Regions from separate parts of the Homo sapiens genome. Here region 2 is linked to region 1. A link is an interaction called in ENCODE POLR2A ChIA-PET data of the cell type or tissue named here. Cell type or tissue: A673. All regions are shown on one strand. Links, peaks and the distances in the headings refer to the core of each region. The heading gives the core; the rest is flanking DNA.

The links. Peaks named below come from ENCODE experiments on the same cell type or tissue, not always from the same donor. Only the 100,000 strongest peaks of a DNase experiment are listed, where the experiment ranks them.
Region 2: POLR2A ChIA-PET joins it to region 1 with 5 read pairs; 5 of 35 experiments call an interaction of 5 or more read pairs at or near these places.

What each region holds. Positions count from the first base shown.
Region 1 is chr3:16,474,868-16,479,262 of GRCh38, forward strand. All of the region lies in intron 2 of RFTN1 (raftlin, lipid raft linker 1), which reads right to left. It overlaps LOC124906219 (a long non-coding RNA gene), which reads left to right. Exons shown (of 3, transcript XR_007095839.1): 2 at 2,118-2,221. Among named protein-coding and RNA genes, the nearest start is that of RFTN1, 37 kb to the right of the region's middle. In A673, for the core only: no CTCF peak of the experiment used is centred there; a DNase peak (open chromatin) is centred at 2,014.
Region 2 is chr3:16,414,931-16,419,325 of GRCh38, forward strand. The region is part of intron 3 of RFTN1 (raftlin, lipid raft linker 1); the gene reads right to left. Among named protein-coding and RNA genes, the nearest start is that of RFTN1, 97 kb to the right of the region's middle. RefSeq lists an enhancer at 67-156. In A673, for the core only: no CTCF peak of the experiment used is centred there; no DNase peak of the experiment used is centred there.

The sequences.
Region 1 (4,395 bases), core at 187-4,186:
CCATCAAGGGGTAGAAGCAAAAATGGCTCCTCTCCTCTTAAACCTAGTGATATGGTTTGGATATTTGTCCCCTCCAAATCTCATATTGATATTTGATCTCCCACGTTGGAGGTGGGGCCTAGTGGGAGGTGTTTGGGTCATAGGGGCGGATCCCTCACGAAAGGCTTGCTGTCCTCCTTCGAGGTAATGAGTGAGTTCACGTGAGAACTGGTTGTTTAAAAGAGCATGGCACCTCCTCGTCTCTTGCTTCCTCTCTCACCATGTGACACACCAGCTCCCCTTCCACTTGCACAATGTTTGGAAGCTCCTGGAAGCCCTCACCAGAAGCAGATGCTGACGCCATGCTTCTTGTACAGCTGGTGGAATCATAATCCAAATAAACTTTTTTTCTTTATAAATTGCCCAGTTTCAAGTATTCTTTTATGGCAATACAAACAGACCAAGACACCTAGTATGTTTAGAGTTTTGCTTACCAGCCCCACAATTTTTGAATCTGCAGATTTGGAGCTGCTGGTTCCCAAGAGAGGAATGCTTCCTCCAGGAGACACTGCAATGGTTTTACTGAACTAGAAGTTGAGATTGCCCCTTGGCTATTTTAGACTACCAATGCCACAGAAACAAAAGGCAAAGAAGGCAATTACCCTACTGGGTGAGGTGAATGATCCCAATTTCCACAGGGAAACTGGACTGGTGCCATTGCTGCCATACAACAGGGGCAGAGAAGAGTATGCCTGGCACCTGGAGAGTCTCTAGAGTGCCTCTTGGTACTTCCATGTCCAAGAGTAAAAATCAATGGAAAACTAAAGCAACTAACAGACACACAGAGAGAATCACTGAGGATTGAGATCCCTAGGTTATTCCACCGGGTAATAAATAAACCTCTGCCACAGAAGGTGCTGGCTGAGGGCAAAAGCCAAGTCCCAGCAGTCACGGTTTCCATATTGAAGCAATGTTAATTCCTCCTCTCATTCCACCAATCCCAGATAAATATTCTATATCCTACAGACTGAACCAGGAAAATAATTTATGCCACCCAGAGACAGACACCATGCCAACTGGGACTTTTTGTCTTCCCTTAAGAGTGTGAATACTGCATGAAGCATAGACACATCATAGGCAGAAACAAAGCTGTCCTGCTGTTGTGCCAAGTTGAAAATGTGCAGGAGGATATGTGAATGCTGAGAATCTGAAGGGTTGGACTGTGCTGGTCATTTAGTTGCCATCTTTCTGATCCAAGTCTGACCTGTGTGGTGGGGCGAGGACTGTGCAAACTGCATCCTCGCTTTGCCAGTTGAATTTCTATTGGGTTCTGCCAGTAGGGGCTCAAGATGGAGAAGGCAGAGGGGAACCTTAAAGTCAATATACCTTTACAGAAAGCTGGTGTGCATGTGCAAGAGTTTTAAATTATTCTGAATTATTGCATTTTCATATTAATCATTCACTCATTCAGTCATTCAACAAGCATCCTCAGCACTGAGGCCCTAAGGATTTAGCTGCTTAGAGAACAAGGACAAACCATGCCCTCATGGAGCTTACCATTATGGTTGGAGGACATGGTAAATACCACATAAACAATAATATGATTTCAGATGATCGTAAGTTCCACAAAGAAAATAAGATAGAAACAGAGGTTGACAGTGAGTTGGGCAAGGAAAGAGGCTGTTTGGGGCAAGGTGGTAAAAGAAGGCCTCTCTGAAAAGCTAGCATTTAGGCAGAGACTATAAGGATGGGAGGGAAGAGTGAATGAACTGGGAGAAGACCTGGGACCCAAGGCTTCTAGGCAGAGGGGCTCCATTACCCCATCAGAGAGAAACACCCTGGGTCATGTGCTATAAGAGGTATTTGGAGCAATGCCACAGTCGAAGGAGACTCACCATCGTGGGGGAAACTGTTTGTTTACTTTCAGCAAATCCTACAAATCAGATATAGCTTAGTGGTTGAGTTCATGTCCTCACTCTGGCATGTGGTTATTTTTCTTTACTTTCAATTTACATTGCAAGCCTGGAGAGAAATGAATTACATCCCCCTGGGTTTCTCTGTTCCGTACAATTAAGAAAAGCTATTTCTTAGTCATAAGGCGGATGACGACACCAAGATTTCCCATTTTCTCTCCACAGGGAGGCTGTCATCACTCAATATTAATTGATCCTACTTTTCATCCATAAAGCAGGGGCTGAAACAAATTTTTGGTCACAAAAATGGCAACTATTACACTATTAAGGTAAATTATTAATGGTGCCTCCATTAAAGCACACTCCTGCTCACATGGCATCAGCTACCTCAATGCATGGTTGTTTCTTTAATGGGGAAAAAGGAGTAAATTATTTGGTTTTTTTCCTGAAACTGGATTAATCACCTGCACCTATCTCATTTAAGGTTGCTGGGGATTTTCCACAGTTTCATCACAACTGAGAACACACAGATAGGGCTGTAATATGTCTTGAATTCCCAGCAGGAAAGTGTGTCAATTGAATGCAATTTTATTTTTCTGCTAGAGAGCAGATAAAGTGAAAACAGCAAGAAGACACAAGAAACTTTCACAAGTTGAGGAGAGCTAGTATCATTTAAAAAAATGTTTCCCTAGACAAATAATTTGATGCTTATTTTTAGAGAGGCTGTGGTGGTGCTGAATTAGGGAAACCTAGTTTAAAAAAAGAAAAGAAAAAGGAGAAAAACAACCAAGTTGTATCTACAAATAAACAACCTGCAATGAATCAGGGACATATGGGAAGAGCCAAACCTCATTACCACTGACGGCAGCGACCAGATGCTGGCACCCAGGAAAAAACAATTTTCCTATTCAAGGGAGGGCTCTGCTGCCCACACTTCCAATTCCTTCTCATTTATTTACATGAGTGCTAGGGCCTTGTGGAAGGCTAACCACAGGACATTTGCATCTCATCAATATGTTTAAATGTCACAAATCTTGACTTTCACAGCTGAAAGCCAGGCTTAGCCACTTACAACCAGGCTGATGAATAACTGGTTGACGCAGAAGGCATTTCTTAAACATATAATTTAATCTGAGAAGTGATGAGCTCTGCTCAACAGGCCCATGGCATGAAATTAGAAAAACATGCTAAGCATGTGTCTCCACAGTATCAAAGAAATGACAAAAATGGAAAAATCAACACAGTGATCATTTGCTTCTAGATTAGCAGAAGAACATCGTAGGGACCACTCTTGTTGATGGTCTTTAAAGGACCATCGCTCCCATCTCCCAGGTGCTGTGTGGTGGCTGCTAAGCACTCACAGCTGCCCCTTCCTCTGGAAAATTGTCCCCAACCAAACAGGAGCTTCCTGGGGGAGTTTAAGTGACTTGAGAGTGTCACAAAAACTATTAATGTGACCCCTTTGTTATACTCACTGTGACACAGACTGTGGGCTGTGTCAATTAAAACCCATTTCCACCTCTTTCTAGCTAATCTTCCTGAAATATAGAGCCCGGGGGCCAAAAGCTACATTTCCCATCTCCCAATAAGGAAACTGAGGCACAGAGAAGTGAAGTGACTTTCTCAAGCTCACACAGCTAATAAGCAGCAGAGCCAGAATTTGAAACCAGGTTGGTTCAAGAGTCTGTGCTCCCAACAACTCCATGATGTTGTCTCTCATATAGAAGCAAGACTTTTTAACATAAACTGCCTGCATTATTAATATATAACAAATTACCACAAAACAGTGGCTTAAAACAACATTTATTTTCTCACAGTTTCTGTGAGTCAGGAATCCAGGTGCAGCTTATCTGGGTGCCTCTGGCTCAAAATCTTTCATGAGGTTGCCTGAGGACATTGGCCAGGGCTGAAGTCATCTCAAGGCTCCACTGGGGGAAGATCCACTTCCAAGCTCATGCACACAGTTGTTGAGCAAGATTCAGATTCACTTTCCCCAGGGCTATTGGGCTTAGGGCCCCAATTCCTCACTGCCTGTTCACAGGAAGCCTCCCTCAGTTCCTTGCCACATGGGTCTCTCCACAGGTCAGCTCACAACACGGCAACCAGTTTCCTTCAGGGGAGTAATCAAGAGAGAGCGGGAGAGTGCAAGATGGAAGCTACAATCTTTTTGTAACCTAATCTCGGAAGTGATAACCCATCACTTTTGCTGTATCCTGTTCACTAGAAGCAATTCACTAGGTACACAAGGCCGTGGATACCAGTAGGCAGGGGTCACTGGGGGCCATCTTGGCAGATGTCCACCATGCTACTTGATATCATAACACTAATGAGCAGGAAAGTTGAGTTAAAGTTGCTTTTTCATTAGGTAACTTGGCTCCCAAACCCAAGCACTGTATAGTACTCTAACATTCCTTGCAGGTAGGAGAACAAAACCTTGGCTGGTTCACCCCTCAGGGACACTGATCCCCATCACTTGCCTTAAGCCACTTCTGAATTCACACTT
Region 2 (4,395 bases), core at 278-4,277, 60 kb before region 1:
ATTCAGGCCACAGTGAAGACAATGGCTTTTACTCAGAATGACAGAGGAAGTCCGTGGAGGGTGTGGAACAGAGAAGTGACATGATCTGGTGAATTTTAAAAGGATCCCTCTGGCTGTAAGGGGCAGCCAGAAGCCCATCTAAGTGGTCCAGGCAAGGGATGATGATGGCTCAGAGTGGGTTGGCAACAGTGTCCTAGCAGCAGTGAGAAGTGCTGGGTTCCAGTTATATTTTCAAGGTAAAACCTTCAAGATTTTCATATGAACAGGTTGTGGGGTGTGGAAGGAGGAAAGCAGATGAAGATGACTCCAAGGATCTTTGCCTTAGCAACTGGGAGAATGGATGACTTTGCCAGAACTATCATGGGGAAGGGTTGGGTGGCACAGGCTTAGGGGGGAAGAAAGATAATTCAAGTTTCAGATATGTTGAATATGACATATCCAGAAGACATCCAAGTTGAGATGTCTGGTAGACAGTTGAGTATATATATATATATATATATACACACACACACACACATATATACTTGAATATATATACTGAAGTCTGGACTGCAGGAGAACGGTCTGGACTGCAGCTGGAGATATAAATTTAGGAGTCATCAGTCTCCCAGGTATTACTTAAAGCATGAGGCTAAATGAGCTCTCCATTAATGTAGCAAGAGAAGGGTTAAGAATTTAATTTTGGGACCCTCCACCATGAAGAGGGTGGGGTGAAAAGAGGAACAAACAGCCAAGGAGCTAAAGAAAGAATAACCAGGGAAGAAGGAAGAAAACAAAGAGAACACGTTTGTTTTCCTGGAAGCAAGGAAGCAAGGAAGCAAGTCAAGGAGAAGGGTATGAGACATCCTGTCAATTTCCTCAATTAACAAATTTATAATCTTCTCTCCAAGTTACTTATCCTCTTGAAATCCCAAGAGGGAAACTGAATTTAATCCACCCTATGCAAATAGGTGTGAAGAAATCTGTTAATCTGTTTATCTGTTTATATGATTATCTGGCAGATAATCATATAAATTGGGCAGATTGTCAAATTTAAATTTTGATTTGGGTTCAGAATAGCTTGGCTCCTTGAAAAAAAAAAATCATCATCTTGCTGCTGAGTCATTTCTCAGAAACAGCCTGGGGAAAAATTAACTAAAAAGAGCTCTGACCCATCTTACATCTTGGGACCCCCCACTTACACAGAGCACTGGAGATTTGAGAGGCTGTATTTCACCATTCCAAAGGAATTTTCTGAAAGGAGTGAGAATAAAAGGGTACTACTGGCAGAGATGTGATTTCCTGAAAATCAAGAATGAATAGGACAAAATGAACTCGAATCCTTAGAGTGTAGCAACATAGTTTTAATAATGCACATAAACAGAGTGGTTCTGATTGCTGGAGGCAATGGAGAAGCAACTAAGACATCTGAGCCCCGTTAAGTTTTAAAAAGCCATCACAACATGACAACTAAATGCAGTATAGTACCCTGGATTGGATCCTGGAACTGAAAAAGGACATTAATAGAAAAATGGTAAAATCTACGGTTTAATTAACAGTGAAGTACCAATGTCAATTTCTTAGTTTGACAAACATAGTATGGTAATGTAAGATATTAATGGTGGTGGGAAACTTGGGGAAGTGCATATGAGAATTCTCTGGAATACCTTTGCAACTTTTCTGTTAAATCTCAAGTTATTCCTAGGCAGGGTATGTTGTATCTGCCACTCTCCTAGAGATTTTCCTTGGGACATAACTGAACAAGTCCATGGAAAAGGGAAAAATAGAAAGAATGACTTATAAAGATGAGTAATGTAGACTCTTGTATTCTAAGAGGAAAATAAACCTTCAAGGAAAAAGACCAGGGATAATGAAATGAAAGAATGGGGTCTATGCTTCCTCTGGTCAGAAAAACTCAAAACTACTTCCAACTTCTTGCTTTCCTTACTTTTAAAAATTTTTTTATTATGATAAAATACACATCACATAACATTTACCATTTTAATCATTTTTAAGTGTACAATTCAGTGGCGTTAAGTACCTTCACAATGTTGTGCAACCACCATCACTACCCATTTCCAGAACTTGTTTTTCTTTTTCTTTTTTTTTTTTTTTTTGAGACAGGGTCTCACTCTGTTGCCCAGGCTGAAGTGCGGTGGCATGATCAAGGGCTCACTGCAGCCTCAACTTCCTGGGCTCAAGCAATCCTCCCACCTCAGCCCCCCAAGTAGCTGGGACTACAGGCACATGCTACCATGTCTGGCTAATTTTTTTTTTTTTGAATTTTAGTAAAGATGAGTTCTCCCTACGTTGCCCAGGCCATCAAGTGATCCTCCCGCCTCAGCCTCCTAAAGTGCTGAGAATACAGGCATCAGCCACCGCACCCGGCCTCCAGAACTTCTCTGTCATTCCAAACAGTCCTCATTTCTTTAACACCTTATATCTAGAACTTGGGCCAAAACTGAATGTGAACAAGTAAAAAAACCACACACACATTAAATAATGCTTGTCAGACAAACATATGAAAGTAGATTTGGACACTGAGCACTTGTACACAAATGTCAACACAACTGGCCACAGATGTCAGGGTCGTTTCAGAACATGATAAAAGACCCCTATTCTGTGTCAGGTTGACCTCATTACTCATACACAAACATCAACTGTAAAACTGTGTGCAAACTCAGAGATGTACCTGGAGATCTTCACTCACCACCACCCTAGCGTCTGCCAAGGGTGGTGTAGTCATTCTCCAGGCAGGGGAAGGGTCAGATGGCCAAACTAGCGCTGTAAACTCAAACGCCCATGGGCAACGAGTGAAAGATTCTTTCTGAAACCAAAGCACATAATCTAGACATTTTGTTCTCATATAAAAGCCTGCAGCTTTGGCCTTCCAGCTCAAGCAATCCTCCCACCTCACCCTCCTAAGTAGCTGGGACTACAGGCGTGTACCACCACACCCAGCTAATATTTATATTTTTTATAGAGACAGGGTTTTGCCATGTTGCCCAGGCTGGTCTCAAATTCCTGGGCTCAAGTGAACCTCCAGCTCGGCATCCCAAAGTTCTGGGATTACAGGTGTGAGCAACCATGCCCGGCCTTGTCTGACCCATTTAAACAGCCCCTCACTCTGCTCTCACAGTGGTGGGACCTAACCCTTTCCTAAGACATTAAAATAGCATTGTTGTAACAAGTACTGCTAACACTTATGAGTGCTTTCAATATTGGTAATTATCACAGGCAAAACAGTTAACCCTCAAATCACTGACAAAGTGCCAAGTAGTAAGTTGAATATGCATTTTGGTCTCATGGGAAGATCTAAAATGAGGCCACTAAAAAACAATTGCCTGTCGAAAAACTATTATAAACTATACTTCTAAAAAATAAGCATGTGACTAAAAACTATGATACACATTACTTTTAAATAATAAACATGTAATAAATCCCATTTTGGCTCATAAATCCCTTAGATCTCTTCAAAGACCATGAGTTTAAACGATGTCTTCTTTTTCCCAGGACAACAGGCAGTTATGAAAAGGAGAGAGAATGTGCAGTTCATCAGTAGGGTTATTTTTGCTTCATTTAGAAATAATCAAAAAAAAATGGTGACAAACACAAACAGATTACTAGGCACTTCTCCAGCCAGGAAAAAAAATACTAAACGTCAGTTGACAAAAACAAATTCTCTATCTCTGGGAAACAGGAAGGAATTTTAAGATTTTTGTTTCCCAAAGCAACACCAAGCTCAAATAGAATAATCAGAACAGCTTATTTTTTTTTTTTTAAAGAAGTATTAGGGAGAGAAATGAGCTAGAGATCTGAAAGAGATTTGTCAATGAAAGAAAAAGAAAGCTATTCCTAGTTTCATTAACTTACGTATAACTAATGACAATAAAAATCTCCACTTATTCATTTGTCTATCCATCACCTGCTTGACTGCTGACCACATATGAGGGATTGAAGGCACTGCCCTCAAGTCTAGATCCTGCCCTCAAGTCTAGATAGACTGTGTATAAACAGAAGTGCTATGAGAATTCAATTATTTCCAGTGTCAAGGATCAGGGGAAAATTTAAGGAGCAAGGCGTGTGTGGGCTGAGTCTTTGAGTCTGTATGGAAGTTAGTCATGGGACAATGGATAAAAGGACATTCTAGGCCTGAGAACAGAAATTAATGAAGACCTAGATTGAGAAAAGCATGAGTTATATGATGGAAATAATAAATAGGTCAGTTAGGCAAAAGGTGTGTGAAGGTGCGGGTTGCCTGTAACTCAGCAGAGGCTGTAATGATGAGCCTAGGGAACGTGTGGGTGAATCCACTGTTAGAACGAGTCTGTGACTGTGGGCTCTGCAGTGACCGGGGCAGAATAGTGGGAAACAAAGTTACTGAGAAAGGACGGTACTCGCCTTAACTGTGAAGTA